Linked DNA regions of Mus musculus: region 2 is linked to region 1. The links are chromatin loops, found by intact Hi-C in ENCODE. Cell type or tissue: heart. All regions are shown on one strand. Each heading gives the region's core, and the rest is flanking DNA. Links, peaks and the distances in the headings are about the cores only.

Region 1 (5,374 bases), core at 138-5,137:
CAGTTATAGAGTAAACTTTCTTGGAGTTATTCATAGCATCCATGAACTAACTGGTGGCATCTCCATTGCTAACATTACAATTATTCACTTATAACTCTCCTTTTCTCTGGGCAGTGGTGGCACACGCCTTTAATCGCAGCACTTGGGAGGCAGAGGCAGGTGGATTTCTGAGTTCGAGGCCAGCCTGGTCTACAGAGTGAGTTCCAGTCCAGCCAGGACTGCACAGAGAAACCCTGTCTCAAAAAACCAAAACCAAAACCAAACCAAAACAAAACAAAAAACCCAAAACCAAACACACACACACACACACACACACCCCAACTAACTCTCCTTTTCTTCCTGAGCTAAGTTCGAGAATGCACCATCCTTGTAGATGTATTGACTTGGGTAACTGGTTCTGGCCAGTGGAATTCCATCAGTGATCGTGTCTCTTCCAAAGTAAGTTTTTGAAAGCTCCCGGTTATTCTTCAGTTTCTTTCTTTCTCTGCTACAGAGAATGAATTACTGTGACTCAGGTGCATCGATGGCTATTCTTAGTTGTCCATTTGACTATATCTGGAACTAACAAAAACCAAAAATGGAGGGGTATTTGCTTAATTTGAAGTGGGAAGATCCACTTCTAATCTGGATCTTTGATCTGGGAAGAGGCCTCTTTAATCAGGGCCACAGCTTCTGCTGGAAGTCTTTGCAAGCACATGGAAGAAGGAAGTTTTTGTTCTTTGCCTGCTTGCTCTTGCATTGCTAGCAAAACCATTCCTTCACTGGCATTGGAGACCACGTCTTTGGGATTCCTGCGTATACTACGGACTAGCTAAGATATCCCACCCTGTGGACTGAACTACTAGACTCTTGGACAGTCCATTTATAGGCAGCCATTATTGGGTTAGCTGGACTATAGCCATAGTGAGTATAATAAATTCCATTTCTCTCTAGAGAGAGATTCATTCTATAAGTCCTGTTACTCTAGAGGTCCCTGACTAACACAAGGGCTACAGCTAAGAGATTGAGGTCTCTGTCAATCTGGTTTCCAGAGAGACTGGAACAGTGATTTTGATTCTAATTAATCACTAAGGATGAGCAGGCGATAAACCTGTGTTGTATTGAATCTAAAGGTTTTAGAAATATTTCTTACCAAATGGCAGAACATAACTTTCCTGTTTAAGCCAATCTAGGATGATCCATTCCAAGTTTTTTGGTTTTCTTCCAGACAGGGTTTCTCTGTGTAGCCCTGGTTGTTCTGGAACTCACTCTGTAGACCAGGCTGTCCTTGAACTCACAGAGATCCATCTGTCTATGCCTCCTGAGTGCTTGGATTAAAGGTGTGGGCCACCGCAGACTGGTCTCATGCCAGTGAAGAGGTAAAATAGATGAAGTCACACTGATTTGTTAGAAGTATCTTTGTACTAAAGGATTTTTAGCCCAAAGTCTAACTTTTTAAATAATTTTTAATCTAAATATCCCATACGTTTTCTTCTTTAAAGACAATCCTACTGTGACCCTTTAAATAGGATATTAGATTTACCTGTATCTTCTGTGCTCCCTATAAATGACGGCCTTCCTTAACACTGATTGACTGGCTTCAAGCAGTTACACATCACGATTTCCAGAAGCGTTTGAACTAGAGCAAAGAGTTCTCAATTATGAACATTCCGCTTTGATGGAAGGTCAGTGTTTCTGCTCCAGACTACCCGTCTCCAGAGGATGGAGGAACACAACACTCGGGGTTATTTTGGCTTTGATTCACATCCCGGGAAAAGTTTAACCTTGGGCTTTTTAAATTGCTAGAGTGGACAGTAAGTGTGAGCACCAATCCTGGTTGGTCACATCTGGGATTAACAAAACACCAAACAACTGAGCACACTCGTGAATGTTTTCTTGATTGGATCATTCAAGCCTTGAAGTCCCATCTGAACTCTTTGCCACACCTTCTGTGGTAGCATACAAAAAAGGAAGGGGTGAGTAGAAAGCTTTCGCCAGCAAGATCTGATGCTGAGACATTACTTTACTGATATTAAAAAACACTTCTTTGGATTCCAACATAGGCCAACGACCCGCTGACACAGCCAGCACCAAGGGCTTAAAACTACTAGGTTCTTCACCTTGTAGTTTGGAGACAGTACTGTTGGCTTAGACCACAGCCTGTAAGCCACTCTAATACCCACCCCACCTCTCTCTATATTGCATATACTTAATATCCCCCCTCTCTATATGCTGAATATATTTAATATATATGCATTCTATTAGTTGTTTCTATAGAAAACCCCGAATAATACAATAAGTAAGAAAATTTTAAGCCACAGAAAAGGAATTCCATAATAACGTTACTGGAAGCTATAAGCCACCTCGCCCAATTTCAGTGCAGTGCAAATTAAGTGCCTTCCCATTTATCATCTGCTATTCTTGATTATCCTTTCAAGAGACCATGACCAATGAAACATTTTGAAGTTAGGGAACTTTTTTTCCTACGTGTTACTTAAAAGTTAAATGCAGGAATTACCGAGTGACAACTTGCAGGCTATTTTTTTGGGTAGTGGTGGTGGTAATGACAACTATCTATGGCTACTTATATTTTCAAATTCAGAACACTGAAAGCGTCAAGGAGGTCGATATAAAGAGTAGCAAGGAGATCATTAGGGACGTACTAACAAGCGCCTATTTCCAGAGTTGAAGGTCACTTTCCTTAGATCTTGCTGGCTTTGTATGCCTTAGAGATCCAAAGTCCGGAAAGTTCTGCAGCAGAAACCCTGAGGATTTACTTGGGCTGGGATGACTACGAGGACGAGGACGAAGTCAGGGGCTGGAAGCCCAAATCGAAACCTCAGCAGCGGGAGGGAAGGCGCAACCTGTGGGCTCAGACAGGCCCAGAAAGGCTCCAGGACGGGGGAAACAGACAGAAAGAAGACGCCCAAGTCAGCAGGCGTTGGCTGGGGGCTGCGCCGGCGCTGGGGGCGTCTGGCGAGCTGTAGCCACGGGCGGGGGCGGAGCCAGGGCCAGGGTGTGGGCGTGGCCCGGCGGTCCGGGCCTGCACTAGGCACGCCCCTTCCCCTACGCCAGGGGCCTCCCCGCGCGGTGCGCGTCCGCGTCCCGCGCCTCCGCCTCCTCGCTCGCTCGCTCGCTCGCTCGCTCCTTCCCGCCCTCCCCGCAGCTCCGGCCGAGCCGGCTCCCCCCTCCCCAGTCTCTCATGAATATTGAGCGGCCCCTGTTGTATTTCCCGAGCTCCATTGCGGAAGCCGAGACTCGCCATATTGTGCGGCGGCGCCGGCGGTTGATTCTCGAGTCTCGCTCCGGCCACTGCCAGCGCACCCCCGGGCTGGGGCAGGAGCCGGTGAGCTAGGCAGGGAGGGGGATGGCGACGTCTGCGAGGGCGGCGGGCTGGGGCAGGGGCACCCGGAACGGGCCGCGGCCCGAGCGGCGGCGGGGCTGGGGGTGTGTGTGTGTGTGTGTGTCCGCGGCCGCGAGGGGCCGTGAGGCGATGGCGCCGCCGCCCCCGGCCGTTCGCTCCGCCGCTCGCGGCCCGCCCGGGAGGGCTCATTGTTCGCGGCCCGTGAGCACCGGGCTGGCGAAGCGTCCGGAGCCCTTCGGGGAAGCGCACCCGCGCGGCCCTGGGCTTACGGCGGCCGGGGCCTCGAGGGCGGCACCGGAGCGCTGGGAGAACTTAGCCCTGGGCTTGCTCGCGGGGCCCGGAGGTCGGCGCCGTGGGGGCGGGGAGGGGCGCTCCGGGCCGACAGCTCTCCTTTGGGACCTGGCACCGGGGTGGGCTCGGGATCCCCTCTCGGCCCCACATTCCTGGAGAGCCGCCGCCTGCCCCGGAGTATCTGTTGCCGCCTCCGCGAGCCACGGGCTCACCCTGGAGGCGGTGTTGGGGGAGGGGGCGACTCCGTGGGTTCGAGCTGCTTCGCGTTTTGACCCCGGGCTGTGTTTGCCGAAATCCTTGGTCCACTCCCTCTGCCTGTCGGCTCCCGAGTCCCGGCCCTTGTTAGAATCGTTTCCTCGCTTCAGAAGTCGCCTTCATACTCGCAGAGATATTGTTGTTGGTTTAAAAAAAAAAAAAAAAAAAAAGGTCGGTCTTGGAAACTTTGAGGTTCCTTTCTTTGCTTTTGCCCACCGGAACAGATTACCGATTCATGTCCCCGAAGCCCCGTTGGGTGTCTTTTTAAAGAAGCTGTCGGAAGTTTGTATGCCTTGTGACTTGTTGTGGAAATGTCAGACTTTCTACACGGTGTGTGAAAAAGCTTAGCTAGGCTTTTAAGTATTTGGTATGCGGTTATTTCTTTTGAAATAAAAAAAAAGGAAGGCATAGTGTCAAGTAATTTAAGCCATATTTTAATTAAAAGTACCATAAGTCATTTGCATTCAATTATTTTTTGATAGTTTCGAGATAATCAACTGGAGTACTTAGTGGAATTGGTATCTAATTATTTGTAATTGTTGAATATTTTAATAAAGCAAATGTCGGGTTTTGAGATTTATTTTATTTTTATTTATTTACTTTTGCAAGCGACCCATTCAGTATTTTGAGATTTATTTTATTTTTATTTATTTACTTTTGCCAGCGACCCATTCAGTATTGTCCAGGCAAGCTGGCCTCATACTCGATACTGAGTTTAAGGCAATCCTCCTGTCTCAGCTTCCCTGGTGACAAGATTATAGACATTCAACACAGCTGTCTTACATTTTGTGTCTTAAGTTGAACTTTTAACCTCTGATTTATAAAGAACTTAAACGGCAACAATATTACTCCTGGATATACCTCTTTGCCCTCTAAAATCTCTACTTGCTACAATCAACAGGTATCCTTTTTTAAAGACTTGATGGTAACATCTAATCTATTTAGTAAAATAACTGATAAATATATAACACTCCAGTTGTTAGGTATCACACCAAATATGGGTTTTTACTTTCTCCAAGTTTACTTATTTCTCTAAATCCCTCGTGTGGAAGGGACAGGGCAGTAGTTCAGATGAAGACTAAGTTGTAGACTTTAGACACATAGCTGACTTAGCTTTAGGAGTAGAGACAGGCCATCCTGGGCTACACAAAGAGCAGAGTGGGCTATGAGACTGTCTCACAAGCACAGACAAGGCAAAATCCAAGCCTCTAAAAGGAGACTTTATGATAGCCTTTATATTTGAAAAATAAGATAATGGTCCTCTAATGTGCTGCACAGAAAGCTTTCAGTTAGAACAAATAGTGTAACAGACACTACAGACATACAAAATACTGGAACTTTAGTGGGCTTTGTTATTTATTTAGTTTTGTTTTCTCTGTGGCTCATTTAAGACAGTGCCCAGGTAGAGTACACAGAAATGTAGACTTAAGTCATGTTTGGAATTTCATTAGTCTATTACTGATCTTAGGTTTTTGATGTCAGGAC
Region 2 (5,374 bases), core at 260-5,259, 73 kb after region 1:
TCATTTATACAAACTAAACTACCACATTTGAAATCGAGAAAGGTTCTGTTTCATAGTTCAGGCATGTATGTGCAATAGGATATATAATGCTGCATAAAAGATATGCCTCCTGGATTATTCTGTTAGGCAGTACAATATAAGAGGATCCTAATAAAATTAATAAGTTAGAAAAAGAAAACTGAAAATTATCTAGTCCACTATTGAAGGAAAATTTCAAAACCTGTCTGAAAATTCTTTTTATATCTTTCTAATCTTTTCTGGTTCAACATGGTAATATCATTCTGTATTTAAACACTCTTTTTTTTTTTTTTTTTTTTTTGGTTTTTCAAGACAGGGTTTCTCTGTGTAGCCCTGGCTGTCCTGGAGCTCACTTTGTAGACCAGACTGGCCTTGAACTCAGAAATCCACCTGCCTCTGCCTCCCGAGTGCTGGGATTAAAGGCGTGCGCCACCACGCCCGGCACACTCCTTTTTTTTTTTTTTTAAATAGCATACTCATAATCAATAAAGTAAACCTGTTAAATCAGACAAACCCAATATACTAGAAGGTTCTTTCACAATTTCTTCTGTTACTTTTTCCTCAAATTTCAATTCTATTTCAGAATCACCATTTTCATCTTGCCTAGCTGCTACTGCCTTCAAAGGACTAACTAGATCTGAAAATACATTTTCAAAGGATTAGTGCGTGTTTAAAGGTTTCAACAGCACAAATTCTTCACAGTAGAAATTTGTAATTGTTGTAGCACATATAATCAAATGTTTGCAACCCTCTTCCCCTAAGACAGACTTTTGGGACAATGTCTCCCTAGGCAGCTCAGGTTGATCTCCAAGCTACCAGGCCTGCCTGAATCTCTGGAGTGTTAGGATTACAGGCATACATACCATGAGGAGTCACTATGCCCCATGAGGCATTTTAAGGCATTAAAATGGTGAAGAAGTAAAGAAGCATTCCCCAAACAGCTGAACTATGTCCGATTTAAACATGATCAGGTGGGTGGTAGCTATTCCCTTAACAGTGTAAAAGTCCCTATCCATCAGGTTGTATGTAGAGGGAGAAAAGGCCTTGTTTTGCACTAAAAGCTGTGATCCCAAATGATGAGTCTACTGGATGATTTTTGTCTTTCCTGGGATCAATTCTGCTGCTCTTGAATGTGGTTGTAGAACTGCAAAATAATTCTCTTAGATTATGACTGTTTTATGTACATTTAACCCCCAACTGGCCTAGAAATATGAATTAATTCCTCACGCGATAATTCAGAAGGAGTATAAAGATCCATTTATGGACCACAGATTTGTTGAAAAAAAAAACAAAACTCGTTGAATTTTTTTTTTTTAGGCCCGCTGTGCAAAATGTTAAGAAGATCCTTAAAATGCTAATAATTATCAGTCTTATGTTTCTTATATGAACCGAAAAACCACCACTCGGAACATGTATAAACACATTCAGAAAATAAAAATATGGGCTATACGTTTTCACGATCGTTGTCCTTTGGAATGAAGTACAAAGCTCAATTAGTATTTGGCAGATACAAGAGACGGAGTTTCTATTCTCGGGAGCAAAGTATACTCCAGCAATGAGACAAATCCATCAGTGTGTATAAGTCCTGACTGAAAAATGCTTTCAGTTTCTCAATCTTGATCTACTACTACCTTAGTACCTCCATTACTGTAACACAGTGGAAAGTTTTAAAACTATTGTAGACTGGGTTGAGATGGAAACTACTAAAGACACTAACGGACACAGCCACTAATTTCATTGTTTATTTTTCTCTGCCTCACGCCTGGCCTTCATATATCCTTCAGGATGATATCCTCGAGGTTTATGGAAGAAGTATCCCTTTCCATGCTGTATTCCTTTTACTCTTACCTGCCGCTCTGGTTCCTCCTCCTCCTCCCATTTTTCTAAATTTGCCTTTCCACATTAAAAAAAACACCCTGGAGAAGGGCCTCCCCTATTCCCCAGCGAGGCATGGTTTCTCGCTTCTCTGCGGCAGAGAGATCAGGCCGTCTGCACTTACTGCTTTCAGCCTCCTCGGGGACAGAGGCTAGGGACGGGGACAGGGCCGGAGCCGGGGCCGGGGCAAGGGCTGGGGCTGGATCCGAGTCCGGCGTCGGAGCCGAGTCCAGAGCCGTATCTGCGGCCGGAGCTGGGACCGGAGCCGAATCCGGGGCCCGGGTCGGGACCCTGACCTGGGCCTCCTCCTTCTCCTGGGGTAGCAGCTCCTCCTCCGCCATATTCTCCATAGTTACGGCCTCCGAGCCAGGGGACGCGGAGGGGACTCGCGGCGGAGTGGGTTAATAGACGTTAATGCACACAGGGCTGGATCCAAGGGCGGGGAAGCAATTGGGAAGGCTGTACGCGTGCCACAGACAAACGGCGGAGCTCCAGTGACCCAACCCTGTCAGCAGAAAAACTGAAAGCCAGAGGCAGCGGTTCGACCCTTCGCCGGCTTCCCCTTCCCCGAGGCGTTACGACGCCACCACAGACTGCGCAGAAGCGTGTGGCGGACAGTGTCCAATGAGGAAAAAGAGTTCCGTTTCCTCGGTACGTCCTCTGCATCACTGGCCGCCACCGAACCGAAATAAGACTACAACACCCAGGAGGCATCGCGCCTCATGGGCGGTGCTCAGTTCCGGTCCTTGGAGGAAACACACACAGAGCGCCGAGAACTCTAGAATTGCCTGGAGCGTTCGGCTCCTGGCGGGGGTCCGAGTACAGAACTACATTTCCCAGTGTGCAGCGGGCTCTGGGAAGGCGCTTTGGGTGTCCGACTGGTCCGGGGAATCGCCACTGTCGCTGTGGCTGCTGCTGCCGCGGACTCAGGTAAGTTAGGGTATTCCGGGCGCGTGGACATCTCTCTGGGCGACAGCTTTTCACTGCTGGCCTCCTGTACCCGGACGTCGGTCGGGCTCGGGACCCGCGAGCTGAGGTCTGGGCCGGGCGACTGCGGGGGCTGGTCGGAGGTCGGCCGGCTCGTGGAGTGTGTGGCCGGGTTGCTCCAGCTGGACCTGAGGCGGTGGGGGGACCGATGGCGGCTTGTGTGGGGGTGGGCCGAGGCAGTTTATGAATCCCAGAAGCACTTTTCTGTCAGCCCCCTGAGGTAGAGTCCTGACTCCGCTCTCCACAACTTTCCCCCCCACAACTTGCGACCCGGACGCTCTTCACTTTTTCAATTTTGCCTCTAGGTTAAGGATAGCAGAATAGGCGCGGTGTGGTTGTAGGAGATTGTTTTGCAGTTTTGACCTGTTTTGTTTTGTTTTTTTTTAGGCTTTTACTAACAAATGTATCACTTTGATGCATTTCAGATTCTCTAAGGAATATGGCCAGGGAATCCTCTGCGCCTCAAGTTTTATAAATATATATATCCTGGACTTGTTTATCACCGAAGTCTTATTTGTTCTCTTCACTTTATTTCTAATAAGCACACTGGAGCAGACTGGAAAAACAAAACAAAAACAACCCAAATTGATCTTTCTTTCAGGTTGCCTGCTTCGGACTGTCTTGAGCGTTTAAGGCAAGAGGGGAGGTTCTCAGGTTTTTTTCCTCTGTTGGGAAACCATAGGAGACGGTGTGTGATTGTTTGTTACTTTGAAATGCTGTCTGGAAGTTTTGCTCTCTCATTGTCCTTCCTAGTTGGAGTGTTTGAAGGTGTTTTTCCTTCCCCAGTTTAACGTAAACTTTGTCCCCACCAGTCTTTTGCAAGTTCTAAAGCCCTTAAGGGCTACGAATGTACTTATCTCAGTGGTAAAGTATTTGCTTAGCTCCTTAGCTTAAAGGTCAGAAGCCTGGCCCCACAAGACGACTGAAGGCCTTTTAACCGCTTTTGGACTAGGATTCCTATGTGGGGAGTTAACTATTTAACGATTAAAAGTGAGACAATAGCACCTATTACAACCTGTAGAAATGGTAACTAGGACCAGAGAGATTGTTCAGTGGTTTAGGTCACCTGCTTTTCTTGCGGAAGACTCTTATCAGTTCCCAGCCATCCACTTGACAGATGGAAACCATCTGTAACTCCAGGTCCCAGGGATTTGATGCCCTCACAGAGACTTGAATGCAGACAAAACACATAAAGCACATAAATACATAATATATTAAAAAAAAAGAAATGGTATTATTTTTAATTGACAGAACACCTCACCCCACCTCACCCCTCCCTCTGCCTTTGGTATTCATAACAGGCACTGTGTCTTAGCTCTAAATGACATCCTTAGTACTTGTAGTACTTGTTTTTTTTTTTTTCCCATTTATAAAAAGAGTAAATGATTAATTTGAGAGCTTGACTCAATATTTTAACCTTATTTAACACCAGCTAGAAAACAGATGACAACAATTTAATGTTAGCATGGGGATTCTGTGGCAGTTTAAATTCAGAATTTCTAAGCATGAGGGAATTTTCAGTTTAAAGGCTTAGGAGAGTATATTAAGCATCAGTTGCATTACTGCATAAGCTATCTTATATTTTTGTTTGTTTGTTTTTTCACATCAAGGTTTCTCTGTGTAGCCCTGGCTGTCTTGGAACTCACTCTGTAGACCAGGCTGGCCTTGAACTCAGAAAAACAGCCTGCCTCTGCCTCCCAAGTGCTGGGATTAAAGGCGTGCGCCACCACGCCCGGCCCTGTTAAGCAACAATAAAAATAATTTCAACAGTTTTTGTGGACCAGGAATTAAAAATGAACTTCCTGGCTGTATTAGGATTTGGGTCTTTAACGACGATATACTGAAGCTACCTGGTAGATCCACTGTTGTCAGGTAAAGACTTGACATGGGTCAGCTTCAAAGTTACTCACATGCCAGAAACTTGATTTTGGTTGCTGGACTATTTGAGTGACTGTGTTGTGGAAATGTCAGTGAAATAAACCCTCCTCAAGTTGCTTTTAATCATGGTTTTTATTATAGCAATAGAAATCCTAGCTAATATATACCATGCAGTGGCTTTGATTATACGGGTTAGTCCTGTTTATTATGGAAGATGCTATATAAGCATTATTGAACCAAAAGCTGCAATGTTTTAGGTGAACAATCTTATGGCAGGACATTTTAGAATTTTTCTACCTTTGATCCCTTTTTGCTTGAAATGATTTTATTGGACCCAGGGTTATAGAGATTTAAAATAAATACAAATCTAACATTTCTGAAAACCTTAAATTTATTTTAAAATAATTCTTTCTATTTATTTATTTATTTATTTAGAGACAGGGTTTCTCTGTGTAGCCCTGGCTGTTCTGGAACTCACTCTGTAGACCAGCTGGCCTGGAACTCAGAAATCTGCCTGCCTCTGCCTCCCAAGTGCTGGGGTCAAAGGCTGCGCCACCATGCCTGGCTAAAATAATTCTTTATATATGTAATTTTACCATTAGAGGTAAAAGCAAGT

The links. A loop is a pair of places that touch in the nucleus more often than their neighbours do. Peaks named below come from ENCODE experiments on the same cell type or tissue, not always from the same donor. Only the 100,000 strongest peaks of a DNase experiment are listed, where the experiment ranks them.
Region 2: it touches region 1 in a loop (11-fold over the local background); 1 of 42 quality-filtered maps calls a loop at or near these places.

What each region holds. Positions count from the first base shown.
Region 1 is chr1:151,498,670-151,504,043 of GRCm38, reverse strand. It overlaps Rnf2 (ring finger protein 2), which reads left to right and starts at 3,053. Exons shown (of 7, transcript NM_011277.3): 1 at 3,053-3,325. In heart, for the core only: no CTCF peak of the experiment used is centred there; DNase peaks (open chromatin) are centred at 3,093 and 3,753; H3K4me3 peaks cover 2,851 bases; H3K27ac peaks cover 1,911 bases.
Region 2 is chr1:151,425,746-151,431,119 of GRCm38, reverse strand. Swt1 (SWT1 RNA endoribonuclease homolog (S. cerevisiae)) reads left to right here and starts at 2,685. Exons shown (of 20, transcript NM_025819.4): 1 at 2,685-2,823. Trmt1l (tRNA methyltransferase 1 like) reads right to left here and starts at 2,578. Exons shown (of 15, transcript NM_026876.4): 1 at 2,018-2,578. The coding sequence starts at 2,243. In heart, for the core only: no CTCF peak of the experiment used is centred there; a DNase peak (open chromatin) is centred at 2,609; H3K4me3 peaks cover 3,558 bases; H3K27ac peaks cover 2,380 bases.